Linked DNA regions of Homo sapiens: region 1 is linked to region 2. Evidence: chromatin contacts called from ENCODE Hi-C data. All regions are on one chromosome and are shown on one strand. The core of a region is the stretch at or near the end of the contact, and the rest is flanking DNA. Distances in the headings are between cores, read along the strand shown. Region 1 overlaps COL5A1 (collagen type V alpha 1 chain). Region 2 holds the start of COL5A1 (collagen type V alpha 1 chain).

Region 1 (2,833 bases), core at 60-2,559, 65 kb after region 2:
TCTGGACTCCCCTTATGAATTAGATGCTGTGAGTCCTGCCATAAAGATGAGACCCCTGGGCCTTCAGGAGGATGGAGCCGCTGAGAGGTCCATGGGGAAAGAACTGGCTGAGGGTCCCGCCAGCCCCAGCTAGGGCGAGTGCTCCGGGGCGCCTCCTGCCCGTACCTGCACCTGCCATCACAGCAGCCCCTCAGCAAGGTTTGGGTTCGCAGGCCCCTGTCCTCCTCCCCTGGCAGAGTGCCCCTGTGGAGCTGGCAGGAGATCCCCCTGGCATGGGCTGTGTCTCCTAGGATGGGGTGGGATGGCCAAGCCCTCTCATGCTGCCTGTTCCCAGGGCGAGTATGCCGGAGCTGCCTGGGACATTGTCCTGGGAAGTTCTCATCCCAAGTCTTGTCCCTTCTGGATGTGCCGGTGCCCTGGGGCCAGCACTGGTGTCAGAGGAGGACTCAGGGCATTGCTCCCTAAGCCCCAGGTTTCCAGAGGTGCTGGGCAGGCCCAGGACCACCGTGCAGGAAGGGGAAGGCAGAGGGGCTGGGCTCCCCCCAGTGCAGGAAGGTCTTTTTATCCAGGGCATAGTCAGGAACGAGCTTTGTGTTTTCAGAAACATGGCCTCAGTGGCCAGGGTGAGCATGGGGCATCCTGCAGAAGGTGGGGATGTGTGAGTTATCTTCACAGGCAAGGAGAAGGCGGATGGGAGAGCAGCCAGGGCCCACCCCCACTGTGCCCTGGAAGAAGAGAGTCTTGCTGCCACTTCATAGCTTGGGAAGCCAGCACCAGGGAGGTTGAGTCACTTGCCTAAGGTCACTCAGCAACATGACAGCAGATTGGGACCTCGGAAATCATGACACAACTGTCCCCAGCCTGGAAGGGATCCCGGGGACCAGTGGCAGGAGACTGGACTCAGGCTGGCCTGACAGCACTGTGGGCCCCCGCCTGGCATTCTGTTCTCCTAGCCCTCCCCGCACAGGCCCTGAGGACCCTGGAGTCCCCTGGCCCATGGGGTCTGTGAAACTCTGGAACCTTCCAGGAAGAGCCAGCATAAGCTGTTAGCAAGGGCAGAGGGCCCAAGAGTGTCCCTCCCGTGTGTGACAGGTGACCTGGACCCGCCTAGCCCCTGTCCCAGCACCTTCCCCAGCCTGTGGCGGGCAGCACGGGGCTACCTGGCTGCTGATCCGGAGGGCTCCATGCACCTCTCTAGAGTCTCACCTCATCTATGGGCCCTGAGCTGGCCCAGTGAGCCACGTCAGGGAGGCTGGGAGGCGGGACTAAGAGGGGGCCTGGGGTGCCTCTGCCTTGAGGCCTGCCGTGGAAGGCCCCTCCTCTGTGGGTGAGCTATGACCAGGAGGGGGGCCGTGGAGGGGATGAGAACTGCCCCGGGGGACAGCCGGCCAGCGAGTTCTGGGCCAGGAGCCAAATGTGCTTTTAAGCTGTTGAAGGTTTCAAGGGGCAACAAGACCAAACAGACTATAAACTCCAGCTCTCCCTGCAAAACCCCTGGGTGCTGGCGGGAAAGTGATGGCGTCGGCTCCAAGCTCTAACGGTCCTCCATCTGTCTGCCTTCATTTCAGCCTTTGAAAAACACCGAGCGGTTTACCTAATCCCTGATTCCCTTTTTCCAGGGGCCTGGCTTTTCCACTGACATGTTCTTTCTGGAATTTCACTCTCCCCGGGGCAGGAGTGGGGCCTGTGCTGAGTGGGCCTTTCTCAGCCATCCACGGAGGCACCCTGGGATTCCTGTGAGTGGGAACAGAGGAGCCCTGGGATTCCTGTGAGTGGGAACGTCCCCCAGGGCGTCAGGCCCTTCAGTGTTAGGGCCTCGAAGGGGAGAGCAAGGGCTTTGTTAGAGGCCCAGGTCCACGTTTGCTGTAACTTCCCAGGCTGGGGCCTTTGGAGCCTCTGGATCCTTCCAGAACTACCTTGTTGCTCACTGGCTTGCTGACGGCTGCCTGGGCTGCCTGTGGGACACAGCAGGTAGGACTCAGGCTTGGGTCTAGGGCAGCTCTGGAGCCCGCAGCCCATCACTGGGCAGCCGGGGAAGCCCCAGGGGAGGGAAGCGCAACCGTGAAGATGAGCAGACTTCCCGGCACACAGGCGGGCGAGACTGGGTGCTGAGCTGTGTGCGGCTGGCGGCTCCGGGACGTGAGGGGATTCTGCTGAGGACCTTTCCTCCTGGTCGGGGGAGGGCTGCGGAGCTGGGAAAACCCACCTCGCCAGACCTTCCCTGGGCCCTGCTGCTCAGCCTCTGCTGGATGAGCTGCGTTCCCCTGTGAGAGGACTGGGGAGGTGTCCGGGGAGGGAGGGCTTTCCCCGCCTTGGAAGCTGCCCAGAGGGGCACATTTGGGGGGCTGGCTGGGCCAACTCTGACTTCGGACATGAGATGGATGTGATGTGTGCACCTGGGCAGGGCAGGGCACTCCACCGCCTCGGGCAGCCCCAGGCACCCTGCTATGTCGTCTCTGTGCCTCCATCACTGGCCAGGCAGCATGGATAGGCCAGGTGTCCCTCTGCCAGGGCTTCTCGGAGGCAGTGTGTGCCTGCCCCTCCCGAGTCCTGGCCCAAGTCCCTGCTGCTGCCTGGCCAGTGCGCCTGCCATTGCGGCTCAGAGCAACTCCCGGGGTGGGGGCTCTGGTGCACCTGCACTGACACAGGACACTGTCACCCTTCTAGGTCCTCGGTCCAAGACCCGCATCTACCCAGCCCTGCTGTCTCCTTAGCATCCACTGGTGCTTTCTGTAGGATCCACCTCCGCTGTCTCAGGCCACCTGTGTGGCAGCCCAGACCCCACCCTGGCAGTGCTGAGGCAGCCCCTGGCAGCGGAACACCAGCAGGTGAA
Region 2 (2,729 bases), core at 147-2,646:
GCTTTACTGAATGTATCTCAAGCACCTCCCCACGTCTGTGTGTGAAGAGCTTCTCATTCTTTTCCTGCGAAATATTTGATATCTATGCAAGCGCATGTGGCAGATATGGAGACTAAAAGCCTCATCACCAAGTTAGCAACAGCGACCTATCACCCAGCTCCGGAGCCTGCCATGGCTATCCTGGCAAACCTAACCTCGGACGCCTCTCTCACCTCCTGTTTCCAGAATGGTGAGAATTAAAGAGCATTTGGGGAATTTCACGCCCAGTCTGGAGATGTAACTGGAGAGGGGAGTCCCAGCCCTGTCTGGCATCTCTGGCTAAATTGTTTGTTCAAAGGGAATGGGGATGGCCCAGGGTTTGCAAATCGTTCTTAATTCATTCTGATTCCCTCCTTTTAAAAAACTAGCCCTGCAGCCCTTGGGGAAGGGGTGTGGGTCAGGCTTCAGGAGGCTGTGCAGGGAGGCCAGGCCTGGGGAAGCTGGAGGGAGAGACGCCCACCTACCACCCAGAGACTGGCGGGCCTCCTGCTGGAGGAGACCCCGAGGGGCTTAAAGAAGCCAGGCAGGAGAATCAGGGCCCCAGCTCTTCTCCGAGAGCAGCCGATCAGGAATGCCTTCTCCCTGCGCCAGCTGTCACTCCCAAGGGGATGCCTTCTTTGGTTTCCTTTTTATTGCAGAGGGGCCACCAGGGAGTGGGCAGGAGTGAGGGGTGAGAGCCTGGGGGCCGCAGAGCCAAACTTCGCCTGATTAATAACCCAGATGTTCCCGTCCAAGCACATGGAGGTCCCGGGAGCTCTTGGGAAGTCAGACCCCAGCTCGGTCCCGTGCCAATCTGCAGTTAGGAGGCAGGTCCTCGGTCCGGGTTGACACGTAGGCCACAGTCTTGGGCGCCCTGATCTGGCTGGATGGGAAGTTTAGTCTCCACCCAGAAGAGGAGCTCTGAACTCCTCCACGTTAAAGAAAAAGTTAGGCGGGGTAAACTGCAACTTTCTTTTTAACCCGAAGTGATCAAACCTCGGGGCCCCTCTGCACTGGTTCTTGGAGCATGGCCAGGTGCGGGCACCTGGGGTGGGAACAGTGGGGGGACCAGGGTGGGCCCCTGGGCTCCGAGGCCGCCCCAGGCCCGCCCGCCTACCGGCTCTCAGAGAAAGAACAGGGGGCCGCGCCCGCCCCACGTCCGCTCCGCCCCGGGCCAGCCCCTTCCTCGCTGCGACTCGCCCGCTGTCCCCACCCCCTCGCCCGCGGCGCCCAGTGGGAGGCGGGGGCTGGCCTCGCCGAGCCCAGCGCCGGGCTCTGATTTGCTGCGGGCGTTGGGGATCGACAGCCTCCGCGGCTGCCTTCCAGGAGAGAGGGAGGGAGGAAAAGGGGGAAAAAAGTGCTCCGCGCCGAAGGCGAGGTCCGCACTCTCCGTCCCCGCGGCTGGCGCAGGACCTCACTCGAGCGGAGCGCCCACGGGGAGCGGGTCGCGGGGCGGCGGCGGCGAGGAGGAGGCGAGAAGGAGTTGGAGGAGGAGGAGGAGGAGGCGAGGGCGAGCTAGCCCAGCGGGGTCCCGGCCGCCCCGCGGGCCAAAGTCGAGCCCTCCCGCCCGTGGGCGAGCGCGCCAGCCGCCCCTTCCAGAACAGCCGCCGCCACAAAGAAGAACGGGGGGTGCCGAGGTCCCCATGACCTCCTAAAGTGGTGCGGTCCCTGCTGAGTGCGCTGCCCGGGCCGTGACCCGCGCCCCTGTGCGTCCCCGCGCGCCTCCGAGCGCCCCTGTGCGCCCCGGCCCGCGCCCCGCCGGCATGGACGTCCATACCCGCTGGAAAGCGCGCAGCGCGCTCCGCCCGGGCGCCCCGCTGCTGCCCCCGCTGCTGCTGCTGCTGCTGTGGGCGCCGCCTCCGAGCCGCGCAGGTAAGGGCGCCCCGGGGCGCGGGGCTGCGGGATGGGGCGCGCGCAGCCCGGGCGCCGCTGTCATCCCCGGGCGCCTTCGCCCGCAGAACTTTTCTTCCTTGGCCTGTGGAATGCACGGGCCAAGACCACGAATGCCATTTGCTGGGGGCCCCCCCGAGATGACGACACGCAGACACAATGCCCGCGGGCGCGCCGCCGCCCCCTCCCCAGACGGGCGGGTCGGGTGGGGCTGTCGCGCGAGCCGAGGAAGGACCGAGGGCTGGATCAGCAGGAGGGGTTGTCCACGAGGCGGGCAAACTTTTGTCCCAAAAACCTTCCTTCTCTGTCCCACATCACAGGCGCCCAGCTTGGGCCCTCACAGCCCTACAGCAGAACTTCCTCTGCTCCAAACCGGGCAGGGCCGCCCCCTAGAGTTACAGCCCTTCAAATCCCGGGACTCCTGGGGATGGGGGGAATCCCAGAAGCCTGGGCCCCCAGCACTGAACTTCCCCCAGGCACTGTCACTCTAGGCTGAGCTGGCGCCCTGCTTTCCCCAGGGACAGCGTTTCCTGCAGCCTTGGTCACCTAAGTGTTCGGGGGCACTGGGGACCCCTGCAGGGTGGTAGACAGCCCTGCTCCTAATCCCACCCCCAAACTTCTTGATCCCTGGAAGGCAGCTTTTCCTGGATTCGCTGCTGAGAGATGGGATGCGTGGAGCAAAGCCAGAGATGGGCTTGCAGGCGGGGCTGTGAGTGGTTGGGATGATATGCAGATGTGGGATTCCTTCTGCCAAGGGTCAGCCCTTAGAAGGAGGCTTGCTTCCCGGGGAGGGCGCTTCAAGGCGGGGACTGTCTGCGTCC

The links. A loop is a pair of places that touch in the nucleus more often than their neighbours do. Pooled maps may share reads with other maps.
Region 1: a loop to region 2 is called in a map of prostate gland, with 2.0 times the contacts of the local background. The contact joins the enhancer-like site here to the promoter of COL5A1 in region 2. A Hi-C loop is called at or near these places in 4 of 168 maps with a recorded cell type or tissue (Right ventricle myocardium inferior, aorta, chondrocyte and 1 more), 1 of 37 single-sample maps with no recorded cell type and 5 of 50 pooled maps.

The regions. Positions count from the first base shown.
Region 1 is chr9:134,705,807-134,708,639 of GRCh38, forward strand. The region is part of intron 4 of COL5A1 (collagen type V alpha 1 chain); the gene reads left to right. Among named protein-coding and RNA genes, the nearest start is that of COL5A1-AS1, 54 kb to the left of the region's middle. RefSeq lists an enhancer at 2,495-2,833. Within about 2 kb of position 1,310, at least 17 of the 41 ENCODE cell types and tissues checked have a DNase peak (open chromatin) inside an H3K27ac peak, as active enhancers do; they include prostate gland, where a contact is called at or near this core.
Region 2 is chr9:134,640,407-134,643,135 of GRCh38, forward strand. COL5A1 (collagen type V alpha 1 chain) reads left to right here and starts at 1,397. Exons shown (of 66, transcript NM_000093.5): 1 at 1,397-1,890. The coding sequence starts at 1,782. RefSeq lists an enhancer at 2,376-2,729.